Linked DNA regions of Homo sapiens: region 1 is linked to region 2. A link is a loop called in an ENCODE intact Hi-C map of the cell type or tissue named here. Cell type or tissue: Caco-2. All regions are shown on one strand. Each heading gives the region's core, and the rest is flanking DNA. Links, peaks and the distances in the headings are about the cores only. Region 1 overlaps LINC02301 (long intergenic non-protein coding RNA 2301). Region 2 has its middle 210 kb from the start of LINC02301.

Region 1 (8,351 bases), core at 183-8,182, 140 kb after region 2:
CCCCCGACCCCCTGACACGCCCCAGTGTGTGATGTTCCCCTCCCTGTGTCCATGTGTTCTCATTGTTCAACTCCCACTTATGAGTGAGAACATGTGGTGTTTGGTTTTCTGTTCCTGTGTTAGTTTGCTGAGAATGAAGGTTTTCAGCTTCATCCATGTCCCTGCAAAGGACATGAACTCATTCTTTTTTATGAATGCACAATATTCTACGATGTATATATGTCTCATGCTGTATCATTGTTAATGTCACTCAGAACTACTGCTTTATTAAAGAAAATGTGTTGGCGTATTTGTAGAGTAGAACACTCTTTGAACACAAGTGTAATTTTAGAATGTCCAAAAATATTCACCCCCTCCACAAAGATCCACTCTTCTGTACCCTGTGGAGTCACATGTTTCAGTCCCTGGAACAATCTTCTTGACTTTCATTGCCTAATGTAAAATTAAAGTAAGTCCTGAGTAGCTGAGGAAATTCTCTAGCCTCTTACCATAGAGCAAACTTCTCTGCTCCAGAATAGTTCACATGTTTTTGCAAAAATAGATAATGTAACTCAAAAAAATGGAAATAAATGAGCTGTTTGGTCATTAACTGTGATGACTTACAGCAGAGTCTGAAAGCTTTTCTGAAGAAGTAATCTAAATCAGCTCTTGTTCATCTTAAATTTTGTTAAATTAACTTATTTTAAAATCTATAATTATTTGTTAATATTAATAATAGTTATGTGCCAGGCACTGTTTTAAATTGTGCATATATATTATATTTAATTTATTATATAAATGTATATATGTAATTTAATCTTTTATGTATATACATAATTTAATTTAAATGTATATACGTAATTTAATCTTTACACTAACCGTATGGTTAGTGTAAAATATGTACCTCATAAAAATATGAGGTACATATTTTTATGATCACAACTTTACAGCTCAAGAAGTAAGGCACAGAGAGGTTAATGTATTGCCTAAGGTCACAGAGCAGGTAAATAGAAGCTGACCACAGGTTATTTACTACGAGTTTCTTCTTTATAATGCCTATCTAATTAGAAATGAAAGGGAAGTATAAAGTCTTTCCCTATGAGGAAATAAGCCCGCACTAGACACTGAATCTGCCAGCACCTTGACCTTGGACAGTCCAGCCTCTAGTACTCTGAGAAATAATTTCTGTTCTTTATAAGCCACATAGTTTATGGCATTTTGTTATAGCCATCCAAATAGGTGGACTAAAATGGGATAATCTGAGAAAATGGTGTTGGACTTGCATTTTATTCCAAACAAATGGTCAAACTTTTCTTTTGGAACCAAAGGCCTTTAAGAAGATGAGTACCCTAGGTCTTTTTTAAAACATTCATTACAAAGTTTTCATGCTATTCATTCCTAGTAATGCAGTACATATGGCATCTAGGAACTAACAGACTTCATTTGAATTTAGGAGACTAAGATTTAAACCCTGACACAAACTGTGTAATCTGGATCATGTTAGTGGTTTGAAGTATTCAATATTGTAGTCCATAAAAATAAAAGTACTTCCCAGTCCTTGAATTTGGGAATGCCTTCTGTGCATAAGGTACTTGCTGTGTGTCAAGCAGAGTGTTAGACACCAGCAGAAAATTTGCAGAAAGTAGAATAAGAAACTCCTTGGTTAATATATTGTAACCTCTTTAAAGTTGAATATTTCCTCTCAGAGCTAATTTCACCTTGCTTGTACTGTCCTTGAAGCCACTCAAGACTACTAGATTATTTGGGAAATGTGTTGATGCTCATACATTCATAATGGGAGAAGTGCATACTTGGATGGAACCCTGATTCTGCTTTTCAAAGTCCAGCACTAATTAAAACCCCTGCAGTGGTCTGTGATTCCTCTCCTACTTACTTGCTGGCTCTATCACTTCACCATCCTCATGTATGCCTTCATTTTGTGCATAAAAGTCAATGAGGCTTGAAAGGGTGACCGGTGGATGTTTCTCTTAACGAACTCTGCTTGTTTCCAGCATGGCAGCTTGGATATTTGGAATAAGCCTGCAGGGCATTTTGTTTGCAAATATTGTCACTTTAGTCTCTTTTTACTTCCCAAAAGTGCTTGAAAATTTCAGCGGAAACTGTGTGCACAGCTGTCATCTCTGGGGCCCCTGCCATGCCCCCATCAAATGTTCCATTTGGCTTTGCAGTCTTTGTCATAGCAGCCACTTGGCTGTCTGCCACAGCATCTGGATATCTGCCCTGGTGTAGTACCTGGGCATCATAGGACTTACTACCACTAAGTATCATGGGGCAAGTTGAACAAGAATCACTAAAGTGGATTCACGGATTAATAATGGATAGTCCATGTCCCCAAAAGGCTCTAACCATCCATTAGGAAAGATGGGCATAAGCATAAATAACAACAGGAAATTAGTAAGATAGAATGCCTAATGATAGGGCAAGCAAACCAACTTCAGTATTTCAAATCGGCTCACTGGAGCTATATAGTGCGACATCCATTGTAAAATCTTAGCATCTTTGGGTTTAGTTTCCTCATCTGTAAAATAAAGATTGGACTTTATGTATCTAAATTCCCGTTCACTCCTCAAGTCTCATGTCATTGCAAATCAATACACCTTCCAGAGGTTGGATTTCTCCATTTTTAAAATAAAGACTTTAAAAATCACTAGCACAAGATTGGCACATAATAGGTAACCAGTAAATGATGTCTATCTTTGTAGTATTTGCTATTGTTATTTGAGTATAGATGGTCTGGGTGGTAAGATTTGTGGAGCTAACTGTTGGGTTTTTTGAACCCAATAAGTTCCATTGTTCTTAATGTGTTTTGTTTGTTTGTTTGTTTGTTTCAGAACACCAAGGCTTTTGTTTTTAAGAACTTTTCACTGAAATGCTGGCAAAATGAAGGTGTATATTATTGTTTGATGGGAATAGGGATACCTTAAACCTGTAAGCTAGTACCTCTAGTATCAGATATCATTAGGTAGAAAAAAACAAAGTAAAGAGGGAGGGGGAAGTCTTTGAGCAGCAATACAACTCCATCAAGAAACTGAAGAAAATAGGAGCAAAATTTCTTGCAAATGATAGAAGCCAAAACCAGACTTTCTTATCGGTGTCCATCCAAGGATCACTTATAATGCATACAGTGGACAGGAATGGCCACTTAAGAGTGAGAAGTCTACAGCAAGAAGATTCCAGGTGAAACAAGGAGAATGACCCCAAATGGAACAGCATCCCTCAGCTTCGGCAATTGTTTGCTATGTGAGAATGAGTTCCCAGGGCTGTCTGGCATCTGTTCATTTGATTGCTTTTTTATCAAAAGCCAGAAATCAAGATTCTTATGATAAGCTTCTTAAGCTTTAAATACTAGCAAATTATTAAATGATAAAAAAAATCAATGAATATAATCTTAATGAAATGTATATTTGAGGTAATGTTCCCAGAGTGCGGTCAGATAGACATGTCTGAATTTGGCTTTCAGGCAAGTTATGTGGAAGCAACACTTAAGAGAGAGAAAAAAAACAAAGTGGTGGGTAGACAGAGTAGACTTCTCTTCAATCTAATCTAACCTCATCTCTTTATCATTGAAAAATTAATAGCACTTCACTGTCCCTTAGATGCACTTCCTATGTCACCTATTCAAAGGATATTAAACATGCAATTCTATGCGTTTTCAGAGTGTAATGCGAGGGAGGCTGATGGTGACTCCCCAAATCGGAGATAAACGATCATAGGATATTAGAGCTGGAGTTGCCTTCATAATTGTCTCATGCAGTTCACATTTTAACATTGAAACTGAGTTTCAGAGAAGTTAAGAGATTCATCTAAAATCACACAACTTGTTAATAGCAAAGCTGGTACAATAATCCGTGTATTTTCATCTTGCTTGTAGAGAGTCCATATCTTCTGAATTTAGATCTTCTTTTACAAATTGTCCACTTATCCCAACCAGATATCAAAAAGTCAACCCTCTTTTTGTTATTAAAAATATAAAATCACTTGGGCCTGTCTTCAAAAGTTTCTCCACATGGGCAGAGGTTAGGAGTGTGAGGAAAATGGCCTCTGGAGCAACAATGATTTAAAGCTTGAGCCGTAGCCTTTGATCACTAGCACACTTTGCCCTGCTGTGAATTCCACAGATGGAGTTTTCTCGGGGAGCTATATAACTTTCTTGCTTATGTAGTTGAAATAAATCTAAACCCACTTACTTTGCTCTCCTGCCCAGTTTTTATTAACTACAGGTTGCAAGGCAAGTTTGGAGGCATTCGCTCCAGCCAAGTTTTGTGCATGGTACGCCACTGCCCTCTACTGGTGGTACTATTCAAACCCCTCCTTCTGTCTCCCAGGGATGTGATGTGTTTAGTCCCAGGTTAAGAGGGAAATTTTGTGATGCAGACAGTTCTTTTGGATCCAAGACATGCAAATAAAGGGCAGTAACAAATGATGTATTACATTAAGGAATTTATTTCAGGTAAATGAGTTTCACCATTTTCTGTGTTAATGTTTCTGTATCCCTGGTGAAATCAAGGATAAATTGTGTGTGTGTGTGTGTGTGTGTGTGTGTGTGTGTGTGTGTCTACATATTGGAGACATCAGGCCTGTGGGTTCATAACTGTGGAAGGAGAAATTAAACCAAAGCAAAACACCTGTTAACTTATGCCAGTTGGTCTTCTGCGGTGAAGGTGGAGGGAAGTTCTTTGAAATATTTACTGGTTTATATCAAGCATAGTTTCAAGTATAGTTGAGTTTTAGTCCTAGACCTTACTTAATATGTAGGTAATGAGGTTCATCTGGCTCAAAATATTAAACAGAAACTGCATTTTGCAACTAGTATAATCTATCTTCTTTCTCTCTTTTGAAACAGTGGCTCATAGATAGTCAAATGTATTCTCTTCTGTTTTTCATTAATGCTAAATTGAAGAAGAGTTGAATTTCTTTTTTCTATATTAATAGCACATGGATTCACACACTGAAGAGCCAATGAACAGGAATTTTGCAGGAAAAAAAGAGGATTTCTCTGTCAACATACCCAGGGTCTCAACAGTTTCTAGGTTATTAATGTGCCTCAAAAAACTGTAAGAGCTGCATATGTATTAAGGCAGCTAATCATTTTTCCATCAGCTTTGTGTAATCTTCCAATTCTGGATGCAACCAGTTTTCAACACATTGTGAAAGAAAGGCAAATGCTCTTGCAACTGGCCTCATGCCATGTAGCAAAACACAGACTCGGAACAACTAATTTGAAGCTGAAATTAATGCCTTTTTTAATTCTGGGGAAACTGTTCTCTTGAGAAAGGTGTTTTTCCTTTTTTTAACCTATATGTTACATGGGTGTCAGAATTACATATTTTCTCACAAGATTTTACATCAGCCCTGATATTTCTATGCTGATAAAAGTGAATCCATGTGACAATGGAAATATTTCCTACAGAGCATTTAAAATAAACATATTAAATAAAATTAGAATTCAGAGGGATCTCAAAAATAATACTTTAGGATTGATTACATAGGCACTCCTTTTATTTTGGTTGATCTATGTACCTATTTATCTATCTATCTATCTATCTATCTATCCGTCTATCAGTTAAATTGTAAATGCATCCATTTTGAATCCTATGGTATTTAACAGACTTGAACAGTTGGAATGGTCAAGTTATACTTTTTATTTGCACCTGCCTGAAATATACACAGTTATATGACAGTGGCAATGAAAATCAAATTTCTGTTCCACAGATAAGAAAGTAATTACTTATTATTCAACTTTTTAAGTGGTCAAATGTTTATTTCTTAATTGGACAACTACACTAAAAGTACTTGTTTGCTTGAAATAAATCTTGTGCCTAATTTTTTCTGTGTATTGGTGGCTAACTTAGTCAATTCCATCTTACTCTTCTTCAAAAAACGGCTTTATTGAGCTATCATTCACATACTATACATTTCAGCCATTGAAAGTTGCAGAATTCAGAGGTTTTTAGTATATTCACAGAGATGTGCAGCCATCACCAAAATCTAACTTCAGAAAATTTTTGTCACCCCAAAAAGAAACCCCACTCGCATTGGCAACCACTCCCCCATCTTCTCTCCCATCCCCTTCCCACCACCCTTTCCTATCCCTAGGGAACCATCAATCTACTTTTCTTGTCTATAGATGTGCTTTTCTACATATTTAATTTAATAGAATCATACCATATATAGTCTCTTGTGACAGGCTTCTTTTACTTAGCATAAAGACTTTGAGATTCACCCATGTAGTGGCACGTATCAGGTACTTCACTGCTTTAATGTCTGAAAAAAGTATTTCTTTGTATGTATACACCACATTGTATTTATCCATTCATCACATAACAGAATAGACATGAGGCTTTTTTAAATTTTTATTTTATTATTATTATTTTTTAGACAAGGTCTTACTCTGTCATCCAGGCTGGAGTGCAGAGGCACGATCATGGCTCACTGCAGCTTCAACCTCCCCAGGCTCAGGTGATCTTCCCACCTCAGCCCCCTGAGCAGCTGAGACCACAGGTGCAAGCCACCATGCTTGGATAATTTTTGGATTTTTTGTAGAGATGAGGTTTTGCCATGTTGCCTAGGCTGGTCTTAAACTCTGGCCTCAAGCGATCATCCCACCTCAGCTTCCCAAAGTGCTGAGATTATAGGCATGAGCCACCGTGCCTGGCCTGACATTTGGCTATTTCACTTTTTGGCAACTATGAATAATGCTGCTGTGAGCATTCATAGATACGTTTTTCATTTCTCTTGAGTGTATACCTCAGAGTGAAACAGTTTAGTCATATTATAACTCTTTGTTTAAATTTACGAGAAAATGCCAGCTGTTTTCCAAATAAGCTCCAGTATTTTACATTCCTACAGGTATTATGTGAGAGTTCTACTTTTTCCATATAATCTCCAGCATTGTCATTGTCAATCTTTTTCATTATAACCTTCCTACTGGGTAAAATTGGATTATATATCTCTTAGTTATTGAGTTGTAAGAATACTTTATGTATTCTAGATGCTAATCCGTTACCAGACATGTAATTTGCAAATATTTTCTCCCATTCTGTGGGTTTATCTTTTCATTTCTTGATTATACAATTTGCAGCACAAAATGTTTTAGTTTTGATCAAGTTCTATATATATATAACATGTGCTTTTAAATATATATATATATTTAACGTGCATATATATATATATATATATGTATATACACACACATATATATTTTTAACATGTGTTTTTGGTATAGAGAAAACACTGCCTGAACCAAGGTCACAAAGATTTATTCCTCCATTTTCTTCTAAGTGTTTTTTGTTTTAGCACTTACGTTTAGGTCTATAACCCATTTGAGTTAATTTTTGTATTTAGCATAAGGAAGAAGTCCAACTCCATTTTTTGTATGTTGTTATCCAGTTGTCCAGTACCATTTGTTTAAAAGACTATATTACCCCCAAATTAATTCTCATGATGTCTTTGTTAAAACTTCATTCACCAAGAAGACAATGGTTTATTTCTGGACTCTCAAGTCTGCTCCATTGACCAATATGTCTACTTTATGTTAGTGCCATACTGTCTTGATTACTGCAGTTTTGTAGTAAGTGTTGAAATTGGGAACTGTGGGCCTTCCAACTATGTTCTTCTTTTTCAAGTATCAATTATATTTTTCTTAATTGGACAACTTAACTGGAAATATCTCTTTGCTCTAAACTGAATGTTGTAGATGTTTCTTCCTATACATTGGTATCTGCTTTAGTAATTACCATCTTGTTCTTTTTGGTTAAAGCAAATTACTTGGTTTTAATATTATGTCTGGCAAAATTTACTATGCAATTTGAAACAAACATGAGGAATTTTAAAAAGATTGTTGCTTTTTAACTCACGTAATTTTGCTTCTAAACGTTCTTCCAAGAAAGGTACACACTGTGTGGTCTTCTTTGATGCAACTGGGCAAAGAGCCAGGATTGGAACTATTAGCTTTCACTGGGCCCAGGTCAGTTGCAAGTCAGGGGTTCCATAATTGAGAGAAAAGAATGAAAGAAACTGTCTAGGAAGAAAAGAAGAGTACCAGTGTAACAGGAAACAGAAACCAGCAAAATGAAGTAAGTTAACTATATTTTTGCTCATTTTTCTTTCCAAAGAAGCATTAAGTTTGATTGTTAGAACTATATGATGAGAAGAAAAAAAGTTTTGGTGAATGACCTTGTTCTCTTTATGGCAAGGAGGACACTAGAATTCTAATAAAATCTAGAATAATTTCAACATTTTCAAAAAACACTGTTGACTACTCTAAGATTCTAATTTTGAAGATAAGCAAGAACCCTAGATGAGATAAACAAAATTGTCCAGATGGCAGACACCCAAGCCACTACTGAAAC
Region 2 (8,351 bases), core at 237-8,236:
GCTACCTCATCAGAAGTACTCTTTAGTATTTCTATGTATTACAGGTCAAAATCTCTCTACAAAGCTATGTATTCTCTTTTGTTACTTGTAGGCTCCTGGCAATATATGTTGTCAAAACAACTTAAATGTTGCACAGTCATAAACCTAACCTTGTAGGTCCTCTAACTTGATGTTGCCTCTCTTCCAGCAACAACTACCCACCTAGACTTGCCAGAGTCCAATAATATTGGTTTCATTTATAGAAGAGGGAATGAAGTGAAAATAGATGCTATTAACTAGACTGGTCTAGGCTTGGGGAAAGTAGGGTTAAGAAGGTAGAATGATTTATTGCTATCCCTTCTAATAATTCTGTCTTTGTTAGATATATAGGTAGTTAAAGGAGATCATATGTCTCCCAAAAGGTGCTCTAGTGTTCCAGGAGTTTAAAAAATATTCGGACATTTATCTTTAAAAAGTCCAGTTTTTTGTCTTTTATATCACCAGCTGGTAGCTTGTGAAAAGTGGCCTTGTTCTCTTTCCTGCTGAAGAAGTTTAGAGAAATGGGCCAAGAGATGTCCGTCTCCAATTTGATAAATCATCAATCTAGATCACACTATTTTAGGGATCATGTCTATTTTTCCTCCATTTTTGTATAATGATGATTTTTTAACCTATCCACTGTCTTCTCTATGGTCCATGATCCCTTTATTAAGCCTTTTAAAATCCTTCTAATGATATGATTAATTGCAATGATTATTAACAATTCAATCACAAGAATACCTATGATGTACTGATGTTTTAAATGTCTACAAATGATGGTAATCTCTCTCTCTCTCTCTCTTTAAAATATGACACAATTAAAGGATATCTTCCTCAAGGATCATTCCCAAAGTACTGTCTGGTGCTCAATCAGTGATAGGAGAGTCTCTTTAGACTACTTTTTCTATTCCAAATAATGACATTCATTGTTCCTTAGCAAGTTGAACCCAGGTGTTCTCCGAGTAGAAATAGTCACTGTTAGAAGAAATATCCACAAGTTAGAAGAAAATATTGTTCTTACATTTATAAATTGTTCATTTCTTTAGTTTGTCACTATTAGTGTCAGAAAGGGCCTCTAGAATTTGTAGAAATGGCCCCTTGAGCTTATCAAAGATAAAACAATCAAAAATGTCAAACCTTGTTTTAGGCGGTTGCTATCTGAATACTGGTGCTGGTGGGGGAGGTTTGAAGAGAGTAGAGGGTAGGAATGATTAAGTAGACTGAAGTCAGAAACCTTGTGAAGTGGAAACAGATGGGGTGTATGCATTAGCATTGCTCATTTTAATGTCACTGCTGGTCAATGATTTGTTTCTGTATCACATGATATTTATTACTGATAACCAATCAGAGATTTAGGCAACTCGAAGATTCCCAAAAGAGGGAGAAAAAGAGCACATGTAAAAACTAGTGAAATCAGAAGAAGGCCCATACTTGAGTTAACAGAATTGTACCAATATCAATTTCCTGGTTTTGACAATGCATTATGATTACATAAGATATGATCACTGGGGAGAGTGGGGTGAACTGTACACAGCAACTTGCTATACTATTTGTGTAACTTCTTAAGAGTTGACTTACTTTAAAATAAGAAGTTTTTAAAAAACAGAGAACACTTAGGCTATCAATTATATTTTGTTTTAATTTCCAGAAAAAGGTAAAGGTGGCCAGGCATTTAATTGTTGAAAACACAATCAACAGAAATGGGTGAAGAACAGCAGAAGTGACATCTTTCCTTTAGTTTTTATCTTTCTAAATGTTTTAGATTCAAGAAAGTAGTACTTATATTTCACTAGCTATTGCTATCCTGGTAAGTGGTACCAGATTTGACAACACTGCTAATAAGGAGTTGTTCTTCTTAATCTAAAGCATATTTCAATGTTTTTGATCTTTGCATCATTTTCTATTGTGGCTCAGGGCATCATTTAGGAGCTCTTCCAGAATTCAGCATTTTTACCTAGTGGCAGCAGATTAGGTATTTATATTTGCCCAGGTCTTTCTTAAGAGCACTTGCTTTACACTTCTAAGAAATTTGACAAAGGTAGCAGGCTTGATGACTTAAATACTTCTGAATAAAGTTTGAAGTTAAACTGCCAATCTTCATAGTATCAAAAGATTTTGTCACAAATCGTGTAGCTTGGTGTGTACTTCAGAGTGTTGAATTTTTGCTTATTTCTTTTCTTTTTCTTTTTTTTTTTTTTTTTTTTTTTTTTTGGAGATGGAGTCTTTCTATGTTACCCAGGCTGGAGTGTGGAGTGCAGTGGTGTGATCTCAGCTCACTGCAAGCTCTGCTTCCCGGGTTCACGCCATTCTGCTGCCTCAGCCTCCCCAGCAGCTGGGACTACAGGTGCCTGCCACCACGCCCGCCTAAATTTTTTTTGTATTTTTAGTAGAGACGAGGTTTCACCATGTTAGCCAGGATGGTCTCGATCTCCTGACCTCGTGATCCACCCGCCTCGGTCTCTCAAAGTGCTGGGATTACAGGTGTGAGCCACCATGCCCGGCCGATTTTTCCTTATTTCTGAAATCACTAAAATATGAGACAGACCAATACTTTCTCACATTTGTCCTGAATTGTGAGCTCTTCCTACTTCCAGTGACACACACAGCAGTCTCACATTTACAACAGCACACACACACAACAGAGATACACTCACACACACGTACACACTCATTTTACGTTTCTTTTACCATCCTAAGAAATTCTTACATGAGAAGATATATAAAAATGAGAAACAATTGTCTGTTTGTTTATATTTGAAATGTTTGAAAAATGTATTCAGACATTTCTTAGATCTTTGCTCATTTTCTTATTTTGAGCTACAGTTGCTGTGTTTGGAAGCCAAAACAGTAAAAAAGTTTTTCATCTACATGCACCTCTAAAAATGGGAATTTTGTAGCTTTCTCTGAGTGCAGTTTTCTAGTTACCTTCTTTGCTTGCTTTTGTTTTGCTGTGGCCTTCTCTTTTGCATTTACAAATATTTCTTGAGCCCATAGTAATGCTTTCTCTGCGGCTTCAAAGATGAGTAGACCATAGCCCCACCCTATCTCACAAGAAATTCAGATTCTCTATACACGTCTAAGGAATTAATATTTGGAATAAAAATACAGCATCTTTATTACTTACCTGATAATTTTGATATATTATCTCAAATAATAATAATATTAATACCACCTTTTTTTAATTCCATGTCCTTTTAAAAAAATGATTTCTTTGATTTAAAGTTATTTAACTTTGACAAAAAAACTGCTAGAAACTGGGGTAGCCACTTGAAAGATGACACAGCTAAGCTTCAGAGAGAGTGTGATTGCCATTTTCCATACAACTAGATGAGGGCTAGAATCCAAAAAATGACTCAGATGCCTTTCAGCCGTGTGCTTCTACCACTAGGCTACAGGCATTGGGAGCGAACTGATGATGGATGTCTGTGTGTTAGAACAATGGGGCTGCTCTTTGGCAACTAAAGCCACAGACCAAACATTCCTAATTAAGATGTTGTCATTTTACCTAGGAGAAAAGCTTTGGCCAGATTCCAGCATTCCCATAAATAAAAGAGACTGCCAGAAATACGAGAAAGAATAGTTTCTAGCAAAAGTATCCTTACATGATTAAGAACATAATTCAAACTACAACCAAAGCTGATTTATAGGCCCACTGTACAGGGCTAGTTTATAATTGAGCCCTTTGCAAAGTGTACCTCCTGCTGGCCAAATATGAAATGACATTTGTAAAGTTGAAAATCAAGTTAATCTATTAGCAGCATATTCATTTTTCTGTCTCCAAAATTGATTATTTCTTCCAGTGAGGGAGACTTACTCAAATTTTGTTTATAAATACACCTTTTATGTCTCAGTGCCAGCCTTCAACACACACATATATGCACACTCCCATTCAACACTTGGTTCTGTCTTTTATATTGGTAAAAATCTGTTCTATTGTACTCTTTCAGGAAAAGATAAAAGAAAACCTTTTGAATATGAAATTCGAATTAACTCCTTCTGGCATTATCACAGACTTGGCTGCACTTTGTATGTCCCATCCTCAGATATATTTCCTCGTCCTTGGCTCTTTTCAACTGTCCACTGTCTTCTGTGTCCCTGGTGGCTTGCAGATCAGCAGCAACACACGTGTCTATTTCACTATTTAATCAGGTAATTCTCCAATGAAAACCATTAATATAAAATACTAAGTGACATCTTCTGGAATTTTTGTTTCCTAAAAGAATATCCACATCATGTTTTTAAATATGCAGAATATGGCGAGTTGACTCATCAACTCTGTAGTCAGGGCATTAAAAGAAACATCTGTGTCTTTTTCTTTTATGAGCAGAACCCCAGAGATGTCCTAACATTAAAGACCATTCCGAAGGAAATCCGCAGCTGTAGAAAAAGGCATGCTGAATTACTTCAAACTAGAAGTCTTGACCTTGTTCTTTTGAGATCTCCATAGGAATTCAGGTTCACAGTCCTAAATCAGATGAGTTTGATGGCTTGGCTTCATTCCATATGGAGGGCAGTGCATCTCCTGTGTGTCATAACATTAGTGCCATTGGAAATTCTCTCCAGAAGGAAGCCAGTGCCTTTTTTGCAGCTGCTGTCAGGGAACTACTTGTGCCTAATTACTCCTTCACTCATCAGCAGCTAGCAAGGTAATCCCTGCCGGGATTTTCTCAGTGTTTCTAATGGCAACAGTCACAGACACTGGGCTGCTTTGGAAAAGTCAACTGAGAGATTACCAGACTGAGGACAGGCTCTCCCAGCAGGAGCACCAGACTTTTGGCAATGAACATTCTTGGCCCCAAGCACCCCTTCTCCTCGTCCTCTGATATAGGTTCACATAATCCACCAAACCTTTAGGAAGGTCTCAACTGTCCCATATAGGCATGTTTCCCCCTTGACCTTGGAAGGGAAAACTGAAAAGCAATACCTAGACATCTGTGCGGGATCCCTGGCTCAGAGTGCAGAGCCCCTCAGCTTCATTGCTTCCTTTTTTCTTTCTCTGCAGGGGATTGAGTGAAATAGAAAAGCCTTCATTTTTATTAGCACCTCTCTATTTTGCTTTTAAAAAATATGGTTCTTTTTATGATGCATGGTACTTATTCAGTTTAGTTTGCCTCCTGTAAAATGATAAAATACATTAAGTTGTTCTATTCCCTTTGTTGTTTGAGTAATAACATTCCTTAGATTTCATATGGCAGTTTCTAGGCATTTATGATGGAGAAGAAAAATATTAACAATAATGAATAAAGAAATAAATCATGGGAGCTACAACATCTTGGCATTTGTTTTCCTTAAGCTTAAATCTGCAAGTGTTCCAGAAACTAAAGGCTCACAGCTCTGGAGCTGGGAGCCTACTTTGCCCCCAGTGGTGGAGAAGAGGTTAAGGATCAAGGAAGTCAGAGGGAGTCTGGAATTGTTTTCAAAATCTCAGTCACAATAGACCAGTTGAAATCTACTTACACTTTTTCTAAACATCCAGGATCTCGGTGTCTCTGCCTTCGGACAATCCGCTTACAGATTTTTGGAAATTCCATGATAATTTAGAATAAAATATTTCTCCCGCATTCCTTCTATCAGGAATTGAGAGCAGAAATATTGCAGAATTATAACCTTGGTTAGTGAATGAGAAACATAACTTGAATTTGGCCTAAGAATTCATAGAGTTAACACCCTTCTGTTCTCTTTTGGTTTCCTGGTAAAATGATATGCAGAAGGAAAATAATAACTGCATTCTTACTGGAGGACAGTTAAATAAGCGCACGGTTAAAATGGAATATGTATCTCTAAAACAAGTGAAGAAGAGAAGCAAGGATGTCATCTCAGAGCTTTTCAAGAATGGATTGGATCTTATTACAGTATTTCTCTTTACGGGATCATTAGGCCATGTTTTTCATTATTATTTTCTAATGTCTTTGTGTTTGTGAGGGGGATATTTCACTGGAAAGGAGATTTTTTTTTCAGAGTTTTGAGGAAAGTAGCTATTCAAAATGTTAGATGAACATAAATTAATCCCAGAAGAACACTTTAATCTTTAATCCCCTAAAAGGAGGTAAAGTAATCTCCCAGTTGGTATTTTCTGACTTTTCATAGCTCTGAAATTCCAATAGGGGTTGAAGGAATCTTTGTTTTATTGCAGACAGATGGACTGGGAATGGCCAACAAAATCCATTAAAATCAGTAGTTAGCAGAGGCTGAGGTGCCTTCAGCGGTGTAAGTATTCTGCCAACGAAAAGAGCTAGAATAAGACTTGCTCACCAAAACTTTTGTTCTAAAATGACTTGCTAGCTAAACTCTAAGGAGGGTGGAGGAAGTCAGCTAAGAATTTTTCAATAGAAAAGAGAAAAAAAACCCACAATAATTTTCTTCTTAAACCATAAACTGGATGTATCCTAAAGCATAGATTAAAAATAACGGTTTCTAACTGACACATGAAGAAGCAAATGGGTTGTATAGAAAGGCAAGAGTACGGCTAATATTTTTTTCCAGTTTTGCTACTGAATTTCCACTTTGCCATTTCTGATTGACATATCCAGGATCTGTTCACTGACTCTAAAAGTGCCGTAAGTAAAATCCTTAATTGGGAATGAATTGTGTATCTTTATCTTGGTAAAGTTAGAAAGCAAAATAATATAATTGGTACTTAAGAAATGACTAACATGCAATTAATATGTGCACATTCAGTTAATGTGAATAGAATAAGTCATGTATGTGTTTGGCAAGAACATTGACCTATTAACCTGGCTCCCAAGATTAAGCTACTAGGAACCCAGAGCGTTTGCAGGCAAGGTTGTCCTGCATCTTCCAAGAATGTACCAAAAAGTATTTATATAAAGATACAACTGACAAGAAAGAATTCAATACATGGGTATAACTGGGCTTTCTTTTATCCTCATAAGACTCTTTATTTGATTAGTATTCCTGATTGTTGTCAGTATGATGTTTATATGTAGAGAATACTATATTATCACCTAAATTTGGACAAGTCTTTGAGTAAAATAGGGATGCTAAAAATAAAAATTACTAATTTGCAAATGATTTATTGATTATAAACTTATTTCCTTTTTAATTTATATTTGTCATATTCTAATTATGATTTATCAATTATATTACATATATCTTGTACAGTTCTATTTAAATACTATTTTCAAGGATAAAATTATAACTAAAAACAAAAATAATATAATTGAGTCTATGAAAGCAAAATTTAAAAATATCTTTGCTATGTAAACACTAAAAAAGCAGAATCATTTTATATATTACATAAAATATAGTATACAACAGTTTATATAGTATATATTTATATATTATAAATTATACAATAATATAAAATATATTATAGTTTTATATGTTATATTAGATGTGAAATTTATCTAATTTTAAAAAGAGTTTAAACTAAAAGTTTGTCCCTAGGTGGAGACAGTCCACAGAGTCTCCATAGAATTTTAATATTAAATCTTATATACTCAAACTCCCTCTTTATTTATTTAGCTACTCACCTGCTTTGAGCAGATACTTTTCAGTGACTTCCTATTTGTATGCTTTTTCCCCAATAATTGTAATTTGCTAAAAGCTTGAAGAGCTGAAGATTTTTACAATGCATTAGTTTATTATTTTGATAAAAAATCTCCAAGCTTATTTTGAACTATACACAACAAAAATTGCAGAAGCTTATTTAAAAATAATTCTGTGCCATCGAGGGATGTTTTCATTGATTTTTAAAAGTCTTTCACAACCTCAGACATTTCTAAATTCTGGTTAAGGATGGGCAGCAATGAGAAAAATTATAAACTGCCATGTTCACCAAATTTTGTATTGAATGCTAGCTTCATCACAAACCACTCATTTACTACGCTATTTTTCTAATCTATCTATCTATCTGTCTGTCTGTCTGTCTATCATCTCTCCCTCTCATCTATCTACGTATCTATGTTTCTATGTATCTATGTATGTATGTATGTATGTATGTATGTATGTATGTATCTATCTATCTATCTATCTATCTATCTATCTATCTATCTGTCTATCTATCTATCTTTCCATACACCTATCTGTCTATTGTTGGATCTCAGAAAATCATATCCAAAATGCAGCACTTTGGCATCCTGAGTACTCTGAAATAAAGGAGACTGGAAAGCCTCAGAAGCAGCCTCAGAAGCAAAGTCTCTCTCTGCCTTCCTGTTCTTCTGTCTCCCACCCCTCTTTCATCCCTGACACAAGTCACACAAACCAGGGTTCTTCCTTCCCCAAAGAAAGTCATAGAAACTAGAGCCTCTCTCACCCAAAGCCAGCCATAACAGCTAGAAATAACCAGTCTTCACGGTGCATGTCTGTAGTCC

Evidence for each region. Hi-C counts contacts between places; a loop is a spot of excess contacts. Peaks named below come from ENCODE experiments on the same cell type or tissue, not always from the same donor. Only the 100,000 strongest peaks of a DNase experiment are listed, where the experiment ranks them.
Region 1: it touches region 2 in a loop (2.0-fold over the local background); 2 of 110 quality-filtered maps call a loop at or near these places.

The regions. Positions count from the first base shown.
Region 1 is chr14:82,706,370-82,714,720 of GRCh38, reverse strand. LINC02301 (long intergenic non-protein coding RNA 2301) reads right to left here. Exons shown (of 6, transcript NR_146650.1): 6 at 7,896-8,020. Among named protein-coding and RNA genes, the nearest start is that of LINC02301, 68 kb to the right of the region's middle. In Caco-2, for the core only: a CTCF peak has its summit at 4,263 (motif pointing left); a DNase peak (open chromatin) is centred at 4,260.
Region 2 is chr14:82,851,362-82,859,712 of GRCh38, reverse strand. No RefSeq gene overlaps it. Among named protein-coding and RNA genes, the nearest start is that of LINC02301, 210 kb to the right of the region's middle. In Caco-2, for the core only: a CTCF peak has its summit at 3,701 (motif pointing left); no DNase peak of the experiment used is centred there.